Regions from separate parts of the Homo sapiens genome. Here region 1 is linked to region 2. Evidence: read pairs that join two places in POLR2A ChIA-PET (ENCODE). Cell type or tissue: GM12878. All regions are shown on one strand. Each heading gives the region's core, and the rest is flanking DNA. Links, peaks and the distances in the headings are about the cores only. Region 1 has its middle 110 kb from the start of MIR3672. Region 2 has its middle 120 kb from the start of C1GALT1C1.

Evidence for each region. ChIA-PET counts read pairs that join two places held together with the same protein. Peaks named below come from ENCODE experiments on the same cell type or tissue, not always from the same donor. Only the 100,000 strongest peaks of a DNase experiment are listed, where the experiment ranks them.
Region 1: POLR2A ChIA-PET joins it to region 2 with 11 read pairs; 2 of 35 experiments call an interaction of 5 or more read pairs at or near these places.

Annotation. Positions count from the first base shown.
Region 1 is chrX:121,256,007-121,262,387 of GRCh38, reverse strand. No RefSeq gene overlaps it. Among named protein-coding and RNA genes, the nearest start is that of MIR3672, 110 kb to the left of the region's middle. In GM12878, for the core only: no CTCF peak of the experiment used is centred there; no DNase peak of the experiment used is centred there.
Region 2 is chrX:120,746,043-120,752,423 of GRCh38, reverse strand. No RefSeq gene overlaps it. Among named protein-coding and RNA genes, the nearest start is that of C1GALT1C1, 120 kb to the right of the region's middle. RefSeq lists an enhancer at 3,085-3,194. In GM12878, for the core only: no CTCF peak of the experiment used is centred there; a DNase peak (open chromatin) is centred at 3,121.

The DNA.
Region 1 (6,381 bases), core at 1,170-5,169, 510 kb before region 2:
AAACACATTTGGAAGACAGAACAATTATCAAATCAATTTCTCTTCAACAAAATCTGAAACCATTTTATAAATTAATTACTGAAAAATACAGGATGTTCTTTTATGCAACCAATTTGGCAGAACCCGAAATACAATTCTATCATCCATAAATTTAAAAAGACAAACATAAAACTGAGTTTCTAGTTCAGCTTCAAATTTTTTTATTAGACCTTACTGTTTTGACTAATTATTCCTATGAAGTTGTCTGCTCATTAAACATGTTTAGCCATCACTACTAATATTAAAGCACCAAGTTTATTCAGATCTATGTTTGCTACATGCTCAAATTTACCTTTTTATAAATTTAGTATCCAAATCACAGAGGATTCAGTATAATTTTAAAATAACATTTGAATAAAAAATTTATATTTGCTGGATACTTCAAATTTCTAGATGTAAAATTTTACATGGATACCATAAGAGTAAACTGGTCTTTATACTAAACCTTGCTCTATGTGGAATAAGATCCAGTTTGCTACCTGATACTACAGTTCACATTTTAACAATCAGTGCCATGGCTTTCCTTTAAATTCCCACCACTGTGTGCCGCTGCTCTACCCACAGGTTGGGTCTGAAATTAATCCTGTTACTAAAAGTAAGAAGTCTTAAATATAAGTCACAGACACCCAAATATCCTATATATTCATTATATTCTTCTAAATGTTTGAAACCAAGTGAGATTGACAAGTAAACACAAGACCAAAAACATATCATATCCTCACAGTCTGCCCTCCAAGAAAACTGGGAAGTTGGAGAAATGTATCTTCATATTGAATTAATATTTACTGAATATCCTTCATACACCCTGCTCTCAGAATTCCTTGTTGATTCTCAGGAACACCCATGTGTGGTCACAAGCTTAACCATTTTTATCACTCTTTACTCCAGACTTTTGTTCTCAGTTTTCCCAATAAAAATGTTCATTCATCATTCCCTGGTGTTTTCTTCTCTGTCAGATTTTATGCTGTACAACAAGATAAAGAAATTTACACAGATAAACAAATAGTTAACCAAGTAGTGTTTCCTCTTCCATATAATATTTTAACATTGACACACAGCCCTCTAGAGACAATGCACATACTACCAGCGATAGTGGCTGTTCCACAAACCAGGCCTCTGTTGGCCTCCACAATGCTACTTAGTCTCCCCTTAGAACATATACACAACAGAAAAGGCACCCTTGAGGTAAGACAATGTTTGTCCACTTGGCTTCAACATTTTAAAAGCAAAGGAATGCCTTTACCATTTTCCCAAAGAAGTAATCCAGCACTCTGGTTAATGTGAAAAGCCTTTGTATTTGGCACCACCACTGTGTAGTAAAGGGTAATCTCAGCAGGCCTGCGTTGTCTAAATCCTACACATTCCAAAGGTTCTTAGGACTGACCTTTGTTAGGGTCCTGTGAAATAACTTCTAAGCCCTTGGAATATGCTGCCTGATTAAAAGTCTTTGTATACCCAGAGCCTTGGGACACACCACAGAGAACATGCTAACAGTGTGATTTATCATGAACATCTGGGGCCCTGGGCCACACTGAATCAGTTTGATGAGGAGAGAGAGATGCTGGACACTGAGTAGCTAAGGTCAGTCATGCTTTGCATGCTTATACAGCTGACACCCAATAAAACCCTGGCAACCAAGTCTTGGATGAGCAATCCTGTTTAACAACACTTTCCCCATGTTGTCACACATGGTTGCTGGGAAAATTAAGTGCTGTCTGTGTCCGTCCAGTGGGAGAGGACAACTGGAAGACTACACCCATTTCTTGTGGACTCTACCCTATGCATCTTTACCCTTTATTGGTTTTTATCTGTATCCCTTTATTGTAATGTATGATGATGATGACTGTAACAGCTTTTGTAAGTTCTGTCAGTCCTTCTAGTGAATCATCCCATTGAAGGGTGATCATGGGGACCCCCAACAGGACCATGTTTTATTGTTTCATTCACACAAAAGATAAAATCATCTTCTATTCATAAGTTTATATATATATATAAAGTGTGTGTGTATATATATACATACACACACCAGATATGAAATTAATTTGCCACTATAACCAACCATTTTGACAAACTTTAGGTTGTCTAAATCCTACACAGGATTTAGGCAAGAAAAGGCAAGTGTGAAAATGAGAGTTACTTATATTCAGACAAATGATACATAAGTCTACACAACAGCCCAAAGGCAAAATACCGGTAGCTCTGGGAGGAAGACAAATTAGACTGACATTTTTAATTAAAACTGGTCTGCTTCCTGGAATGCAGAGATTTTTTTTCATGTCTCTCTCACCAAAGACAAGAGCCACATATTTTTAAGAGCATTTCTAAAATAAAAAATACAAAAATTAAATATGAGCATCTATTAAAGTGCATTACTTTACATTTATTGGGTTTCTCCTGATACTCATACCATAAATGGAATTTTCATAACTAAAATATCTGCCCATAAAAAGAAAAGCTGATGGCAGAAAGGTAAATAAATTTTTAACTGAGTTTTTACTTCCTGGCATTTTTTAACACTTTACAGCTATTTTCTTCATCCAAAGCTATTACAAAATGTTCTCGCCTATACAAATGGACATAGAGAAAAATATAAAATCCAAGGAATGAGAAGAGAAAATAGAAGCAAAACCAACGGAATATCCTGAAACTCCTACCTCTCCTGGACCTCATGGGCCTAAGAATACTGTGCTGGCCATGCATGGTAAAGTGAAACAGAAGCAGTCTTATCTTTTGGTGCATTTTTTTCTCCTTTTCAAGCTTCCCTAAATTTCCTCCTTTCTGGATATAGAGATACTCAGAATGCTACCCTGACTCCTAGCTAAGAGAGCACCCAGGTGCCCAATTTCTTTGCTCTTTATCAAATGTTAGTCAAGCTGCTTCTTGTCTTTTCAGAATCCCATACTCTGCCATGTTTCTCTGGGTGATAGCTGTTCATCAGATAGCGTAAGTAGATCCTGACTCCCAAGCCAAGCAGTCTAACTTTACTACTCAACTCAGCATTATACTCTTTACTCTCAAGTAGCTTTCCTGTAAGTAGAGTGCTCTGGAAGGAGAGGAGCAAACTCTTGATCTGAAGCATTAACCATAAATCAACTGAGAATGAGACTTGTTTTCACCACTCATATCATTGCCTCATACCCTTAGGTGAGAATGTCCTTGCTGAAACGTGGCAATAACTTCAGCCCAATTTAGAAAACTGGGTAACTTTCTTTACCCTTAAAGATACTCAGTTTTTCTCTGGTCATCTCCAGAAGAATATCCAACTAAAACTGGATGAGGGAATTTGATCTTCTGTCCAAATACCATTTGCAGAGTAGCAAAAGGTACAACACATTTTCCTCATCTATTCTATTTGGGATGTTCACCACTCCAAAAGCTGTGAACACTACACATTCCATAAACTGAGAACAGCAGAGAAGCTGTTTTTGTGTTTGATGCTTTCCTGGGCCATTTTGTTCAAGCTTATATCAAATCCTCTGTGCCCTTTTTTCAACATCCAATTAATAAACTAGTTGTCATACAAACTATATGCCAGGCACTGTGCTATTTGCTGAGTTCCATTACTCATTCAAACTCAGATGTTTCTAGATGATGGTACTTTCCCTCCCACATAACATATTTGCATTCTCACAGAGATTTTAATGCCCTGTACCAAGGAAGTAGCTCTAATGGTGAATGCTGTACATTACTGAAGTAGGTGGTGAGAGAGATCTTTAGAGAAATGTCTTTGATATGTTTTCTAGTATCTCTCATACTATAAGCTTATATAACCCATCAACTAGTCTGCCTACTAGTAACAACAGTTAAACCCATGGTCCAGTTTTGCTTCAACTAATATATTTAAATAATTATGCATATTCCCTCCCTTGAGACTAAAGCATTATTTCAAAACATCCTACCAATCAAGTAGAGAATCCATAGATTCTCTGCAAGTGAGAATCCACAGATAATTCAGAATAATGTCTGAAATTTGCACTCTTGCTCTATTGTGGTATTGCTCTGAGTCCTAAATCCTCCTTTAGATTAAAAGTAGCCTCTTGGTTGCCTCTCTTAGAACTCTAGAATGAAGACTTCATATAGCAAAAACAGACTAAAAACTGATGTTTATAATCCTGACTTTGAGTGATCACTATGAAGCTAAATAATAATTAGCATGCTACAGTCAAGAAGAAGGCAAGTTGGAAGGAGTGTAAGCTGTTTTAGAAATATATCCCTATAAAATGAAGTACATGCATAGAAATGGTCCTGGAAAAATGTTCACCCAGATGACACAATGGTTATTTCTGGATAATAAAATTATAAGTGATTTTTAGAAATGTTTTCCTTGACTATATTTCCTAATCTTTCTACAGTAAACACACATTGTAATTATTAAACTAATTTCAATTTGAAAAATAAGATGTATATGAGCACTAAGGAATACTTAAAGGAAGAGGTTTTTTAAAGAATTTTAGAGATTTGTAAATCATATTTTATTAAGCTATCTTAAGTACTTAGCTCAGTGCCTAACACCTAGAAAGCAAAATGTCAGTAGAATCAGAATGAAATTGTGTCTCCCTTTCTACACAAGACATGACCTTAGCATTTCAGCTGTATTCAGTTTGCACAGCTGAAATGCCTATTTTTCATTGGTAAGCTTTAAGATTGACTTTTATTTTTATATTGTCTAATAAACTCTCTCTCTTCTAAATTCATCTTACTTGTCAACTTTGAAAACTTGACTGCGCCACAATAGAGGAATCCTCTATTTGATTACATTAGCTTGGTTTAGCAATATTGTTGAAGGATTGATCCATGGGCGTTAGTCTAAATAACACAAATCTGACCCTAAGCTCTCAAACCTTCTCATAAAAAACTTCAAGGGTTGGAATATTACTGAAATTACCCCCATGAAACCATTAGCAATTCTCTAATGCATGCTTTTCTTTAAATTCAAGCATTACCAACACTCGATCACTAGAAAATAAAATATTTGTATCTCAGCAACAGGGTGAGTTTTCTTTGCAGCCATGCATTTTGAAAACATATCCAGATGGAACTGTATCCTTGCAAAGCTGCTTAATTTTGATAAAAAGCTATTTACTTTCACAATATTCTCTTACGTGCTGACAGAATTCATGAAAAAAAATGATACGCTGCATAAACTCAAAAAGGGAAAGGAGTACTGGTTGGAGTATTGGGTACTAATGGGCATTCTTTTTAATTAAGATCTTTGAAAAGGTTGAAATGTAAAAATGCATTTAAGCAGCACAACTTGATAGCCCCTATTGGTTCTGCTTCATCAGCTGAAACCACTTTATTTTTACAAAAATCAAATTGCAGCAGAATTCTATCTTTGTTGATGACTCACACCTTGAAGAGGGCACACTGGGTACTGCAAAACCAAATGGTCTCTTCTCTATGAAAATGAGTCAAGCTTGAGTCTAAATGATTGGTTAAGAAATCCTTGAACAAATCTGGAAGGATAAACTGGGGGACAAAGAGGCTACTAAGAGGAAATTCATCCTACAGGAAGTGAGAGAGAGAGATGGGAAAAGACAAAAACTCGACCTAGCAACAAATCTTAGTCATCTGAAGGGAGTAGTAATTCCACATATAACATATGACTCAAATCTGTCCTTGGCCGAGCCTCATGGAAACATATCTAAGCTCTGAAAAGAAAGAGTATTTTGTGTAAAAGTTGCAAACTGCAGTTTCAATAAAAAAATTCCAGTACATTCAGAGATAAGCAGACTGTTCTCAACTCCACTAATCATGTAGAACAAAGCAAAAGAGGGGTCTCTTTATCACAAAGGACAGTTCACCTTCGCTACCATCAGTGTTCTAGAGGGTGGTCTAGAAAAGCAGCAATAGTGTCCAAGGAAAGTGTGGTGGCACCCAGCAGAAGACTGCTTTTTCCCCTGAGGGATAATGAAGCAATGATGCTACCTTCTGAGAGTCAATAGAGTACAAATAAAAAGTACCTCCACTCTCCCCAAAACACACAATAGACTATACTGCCTAACAGAGTGGCAACAGTACCTAGTTGGAAACTAGTGCTAGGTAAGGGACACACAGAAGCGTAAGTATGCAACAGAAGCACACAACACAAACTGTATAGATTCACAAGCTGTATCTGGACACTCAGAAATAATAGATGATAGGGAAGAGTGAAATTAGAAGATCTGCAAGGAGCTAGAGGCCTTATATAAGTAAGCAGAGTCAAGAGTCAGAGAAATTTGAGTTACTATTGTTAACGTTCTTCAGTTTCCTCATCTGCACACTGGGGTTAATTACAGAGAATGCAGGCTGGGCTCGGTGGCTCACACCTGTAATTCCAGCACTTTGGGAGGCTGAGGCGGG
Region 2 (6,381 bases), core at 1,432-5,431:
CTCACCCCATTCCCTCTGGCCAGGTTTCTGGAGATAACTGAGTAAGATCCTCCATAGCTTGGTGGCTGTTAGGGTCTTGGTCAAGCATTTCATTAAAGAAATGGCTTAATCAAGGAAGCCCACCATTCCACTCCTTCAGAAAAGACGAAACCATTCAATTCATGTAGCAGAAATAGCATCGAGGATTCAAAACTTCACTCTGTCACTCTGTGTAAAAGTTACCTTAATCTTTCTGAGACATGTGTATAAAATAGTAATAACACCTATTATGTTCAAGTGTGATAAGATTATATTTTTAAAGTGAATATTAAAGTGGCATATAGGGATTCTAATAATAATAGCAACAATAAATAGCTAACATTTCTTGAATATTTATTTCATGCCAAGCACTGTTCTAATCACTACATTTGAATTCATTTGTAAATTACAACCATCTGAAATAAGTACTTGTATTATGCCCATTTTACAGACAAGGAAACAGGTTCAGAGGGGTGGAACAAAGTGCCCGTGGTCACAAAACGAGTTCAAATCAAAGCTGAAATTCAAACCTAGTTCTGTGACTCCAACACCTGCTGCTGATGCTATGGTCATTGCCTTTGTTGTTTACTAAGAGCCTGCTGTGTGAAAGTTATGAGTGCCACAGACAGTAATAACACATGGGCTTATCCACAATAAGTTTGCAGTCTAGACCAGATATGGAGATAAGGCCTCTGCATTAAAGAGAGGCTAATACAAGTGCCCACTGAGTAGCTCAGAAGTTCAGGGAGGAGGCAGGAAGTCCATGGAGAGGTTAGAAATTACATACCCTTGGCTCATTTAATACCTTCTGTCTTCAATAGACTTACCTTCAGTTCCTGGGCCCTTCAATGGACCATGGACTTTAGAGTTATATTGCATGGGTTCTGGTCCCAGCTATAGGTGGGTTAAGTCATCTAGCCCCTGTGAGCTTTATTTTCCTTATCTGTCAAGTGAGGACAATAATAATACTTCCCCCTCCAGTGTTCCCGTGAAGACTACTTGAGCAAACACGTGTAAATGATACAGCACATGTTCAGCACTCAATAACATGGGAGAATTTATGATTATCTTTTTTTTTACTGCTCCTGTGGAAAGTGGGACCCCCATCATATTTTCTGTGTGCGCTCAGATTCAGATTTAGAAGGTAGTAATTCCCACCCCCACTGGCCAAATGGAAGGAAGGAAAAAGGAGAAGAGGGAGGGTGGGTTCTTGGGTGTGCACGGGCAACTCAGCAGGGGCTTGGGATGATAGAGCAGGTGGGAGGGTGGACCGGAGCCCAAGCATGGTTGGGGGATTGATGGATGTATGGGCAGTTTGAAAAAAAGGGAGACAGGCATGAGCAGGGTGGAAGAGAAACTAGTATATATGAAGCCCTTTTTTGTGTCAAGCACTGGGCTGGGTGCTTTCACCCATTCAACAAGTATTTTATTATTTATGCCTAAAATGTGCCAGGCCCTGAATTTGGCACTGATGATCCAGTCATAAGCAGGACAGAGAGATATGAAAGATATCCCTGCATTGCATTCCATTTCATGGAAGACAGACAATGAGAGAGATAAATGAGTGAAATGTTGAGTATATTCAATAGTGGTAAGTGCTGTGAAGTAAAATAAAGCAATAAAGTAGTATTTTCAGAGAATGCTGGAGGTGTGACCTCTATTTTAAGTAGGATGGTCAGGGAATGTGTCACTGAAAAAGTGACATTTGAGCACATAACTCACTTAATAGCTACTATATCAAGTAGATACTGTCATCCCCATTTTCTGCATGAAGTAATTAAGTGGGGTAAGTGGGGTAGGATATTGGGAGACACTCCTCCCTGGATCTCTTATGCTCCTATACTTCTTGTTGGGCATGCCAAGAATGCAAGGCCCTGGCAACTCTTTTCCAGGGACATTTCTCAGGGTTATATTAATAGTGGCAGTGAGAAATTTTCAGGGGTGAGGTAACATGGCCTCTGGGACAAAGAGTGGGAATCCTTACCGCTTGCTACAAAACTCTGGGCTCCCCAAGCTTAGTGTCATTGTCCCACAGCTGTGATGTAAACCGACTGCATATAAAGCATGAATTTGGGTCCCTCTGTGTCATCCCTATGGGACTTGGGGACAAGGGCAAGTGACACAAACTTGCTGATGCTCATGTTGTTTAATGTGTTGTGAGTAATACAGTCTGTCTCTGATCCAGAAGTCTTGTATTTTCTTCCAGCAATCATAAAACAGTAACAAGCTAAATTATTTGATTGTAAGTGGGGTAAAATCAAATCCAAAACCTGACAGAAATACAAGCTACTGAGAATCTGTGATGTGCCACACACCCACTTTTACACATTGCACATATATAGCGAACAAAATAGACAAAAGTCCTCTTTTATAGAGTGCACACTCTATGGGAGTGAACAGACAAGGGTACAAATAAATAAGACGATTAGAGATTGTGATCAGCACTGTGAAGGAAATAAGCAGGGGTAAACGACCGTCAATATCCTCATCTGTAAAATGGGGCCAATATTAATACCTACCTCTCAGGATTGTTGTGAGTGCCCAGCTCATGGAAAGTCTTCAACAAATATGGGCTTTTGTTATTATTTCTTTTTTCCTTCTCCCATGGAAATGAGGAAAGAAAATAGCTTCCTGCTCTACTTTGTAAGGGCTAAGGGTGGGGAGAGAGCTGCAGGAGAAAAGAGGCTATTGCCATCTGAGGAATTTTTTGCTGATCAATATCTAGGAACCAAGAATTTGAAATATTACAAACAAAAAAGAATTGGAATTATAATTATAGCCCTTGGAATTACAGCCCAACTCAATGATTTGGTGCACTCCTTTCACACAAAGGTATGCACTGAAACCACAGCCTCTGCTGAATGATTCTGGCCCCAGGAGCTCCCCTTCTCCTCTTCCCTTCTCCCAGTTGCTGCCCAGGGTCTATCTTGTCCAGGGCCAGCCAGGCAGGGCTGGGCTGTTGAGTTCTGTCAGTGCAGGATGTACAGAACCCTTGCAGACCCCTCTTCCTTCCCCTCCCACTTCTACCACCGAAACGCAGCTGCTTCCTCTCTGCCCCAGTGCTGATCCTGACAGCAGTGTCTCCAGCTAACTTCCCCCTCTTCAACCTCTCCCCAGCACCTGTGTCAACATGAAGCTCACTGACAGACCCCATTCCAGTCTAGATGCAGCAGACAGTAACAAATGGTGGTTGCCGTCATGTGAAGGGCTGGAGTCCTATTTTTCTTTCTGAGCCATCATACGAGAAACTATTTCAAGGACCCATTTTGTACCTTGAACACATCCCTCTCCTTCAATAACTCAGCCAGACATCGCCCTAATAGCTCTGTCTCCCTAAAGAACAAATAGCTAGCCTCCCATTTTTCTAACCCATTTGCTGCTGCAGTCCGTGTATGTTCAAGTGATGGTTGTTGATCAAGGGGCTAATTCACAATAATGATGGGACCTCATGTCTTTGTTGCAGGGTTTTCTCCCATGTATCATATTTTAAAAGCCTTTCTGAGAATTTTGGATTTTGTTTTTGGGTTTTTTAATTCTTTAATATATTTTTTTAAATTTTTATTTCAATAGCTTTTGGGCTGCAAGTGGCTTTTGGTTACATAGATGAATTATGTAGTGGTGAATTCTGAGATTTTAGTCCACCCATCACCCGAGTAGTGTACATTGTACCTAATGTGTAGTTTTTTATCCCTGCCCCCCCTCCCAGCCTCCCCCTTCAGAGTCTCTAAAGTCCATTATATCACTCTGTATGCTTTTGTGTACTCATAGCTTAGCTCCCACTTATAAATGAGAACATGTAGTTTTTGGTTTTCCACTCCTATGTTACTTCACTCAGAATAATGGCCTCCAGCTTCATCCAAGTTGCTGCAAAAGATTGTTTCATTCCTTTTAATGGCTGAGTAACATTTCATGGTGTATATATGTATATACCACATTTTTTTTATCCACTCATTGGTCGATGGACACTTAAGTTGGTTCCACATCTTTGCAATCGTGAACTATGCTGGTATAAACCTATGTGTACAAGTGTCTTTTTCATGTAGTGACTTATTTTCCTTTGGGTAGATATCCAGTAGTAAGATTGCTGGATCGAATGGTAGATCTACTTTTAGCTCTTTAAGGAATCTCCATACCGTTTTCCATAGAGGTTGTACTAATTTATATTCCCACCAGCAGTGTAGAAGCATTCCTTTTTCCCCACATCCATGCCAACATCTATTGGTTTTTGACTTTTTAATAATTGCCATTCTTGCAGGAGTACAGTGGTATCTCATTGTGGTTTTAATTTACATTTCCCTGATGATCAGTGATTTTGAGCCATTTTTGTTTGTTTGGTTTTGGTTTTTGTTTTGTTGTGGGCTTTTTTTTTTTTTTTTTTTTTGAGACAGAGTCTCGTTCTATCACCCAGGTTGGAGTGCAGTGGCTCCATCTCATCTCACAGCAACCTCTGCATCCTGGGTTCCAGCAATTCTCGTGCCTCAGCCTCCTGAGTAGCTGAGACTACAGGCATGCCCGGCTAATTTTTGTATTTTTAGGACAGATGGGGTTTTGCCATGCTGGCCAGGCTGGTCTTGAACTTCTGGCCTCAAGTAATCCACCCGCCTCGGCCTCCCAAAGTGCTAGGATTACAGGTGTAAGCCACCACGCCTGGCCTATTTGTATATCTTCTTTTGAGAAATGCCTACTCATGTCACTTGCCCACCTTTTAATGAGATTTTTTTTCTTGCTGATTTGTTTGAGTTTCTTGTAGGTTCCAGATACTAGTCCTTTTTCAGATATGTAGTTTGCAAAGATTTTCTCCCATTCTGTGGGTTGTCTGTTTACTCTGCTGATTATTTCTTGTGCTGTGCAGAAGCTTTTCAGTTTAATTAGGTTCCAATTATTTATTTTTGTTTTTGTTGCATTTGCTTTTGGGGTCTTGGTCATGAATTCTTTGCCTAGGCCAATGTCTACAAGGGTTTTTTCGATGTTATCTTCTGAAAGTTTTATAGTTTCGCGTATTAGATTTAAGTCTTTAATCAATCTTGGGTTGATTTTTGTATAACATGAGAGATAAAGATTCAGTTTCATTCTTCTACCTGTGGCTTGCAAGTTTTCCCAGCACCATTTATTAAATAGGGTGTCCACTCCCCAGTTTATGTTTTTGTATGCTTTGTCAAAGATCAGTTGGCTGTACGTATTTGAAAAGCCTTTCTGAGACTTTTGAAAGAGATCTTTATTATATGGACATGTACCCCTTTTTCTGTGATGTCTGGAACTGGGGTAGCAGGCAGTGGTCCAGGATTTTTCTCTAAACTGTGTGTACTTTGAGTTTCCCCAGACCTTGCCAGCCTGCAGGTATATAAAAGGTCACACAATCTCTCACTCTTCCAAATTTTGCCAGCTCTTGCCTTTATCTCTTATGCAGAATTTGGCCTCTATCAAAGGACCCCTTAATAATATTAGAGTCCCCAAGGGATGTCTGCTTCCTGCCAGGGGCTGCTCTTGCTGCCCTTCTATTTATCTCTTGGTGCCTGTGCTAAGCAACCCTGCATCCACTGGGCACTGCTATCTGCTGCTACAGCTGAGGCACTGGGGCCCTTGAAATGCCAAAGCTAGGCAATATATTATTCTGCATAGGGGGAAAAGATCTCTCTTCCCTTTGTGATACTTTTTGTTAGAGGCACAGCCAAACCGGCATGCTCATGTGCTGATGTCCTACTAAGGTTTTTTAAAGAGACGACTCTTCTCTTCCACCTCCTTTTTCTCAGAAGATGTTGAAATTATTTCAAAGGCAGCTGGACCAGAAGACATACACATCTGCATTCAGAATTTCCCCTTCCCTCCCAATACTAAGGATTTCTTACTGGATCCAACTTTCTGTGCCTGGTTTGTGTTTCCCTCAGAGTGAAGTACGTAAATCAAACTTCAATCCTGTATATACTCCAGCACACCAACATCACCTGTGTACTTTTTTGTCCTTCTCTCCACAACAGCTAAGTTTAAAAAGATGAGAAAAAGACAGTGCAAAGGTGAGGGCACACAAGTGGCCTTATGTCTAGTTTGCCGCAGTAGTAAAAGTTCTTCAAAGGCTGTATACTTGTGTCAACATCAAAGAACAAAGAAACATGTGTGATGGCAGTTTCTGGTCAGAAGCAAAATGTTTTCTGTCTCCTCACAAGAGAAGTTCAAGCTCAGGCAAGAGGATATTAATTAAAAGATTGCACAGGCTATTTTGAAATTGAAAAGGGGAGGAAGGTTCATTAGATGGCCTTTGTTTTGGTCACTTTGGGCTGCTATAACAAAAATACCATAGATTGGGTGGCTTAAACCGTAGACACTTATTGCTCACACTTCTGGAGACTAGAAAATCCAAGATCGAGG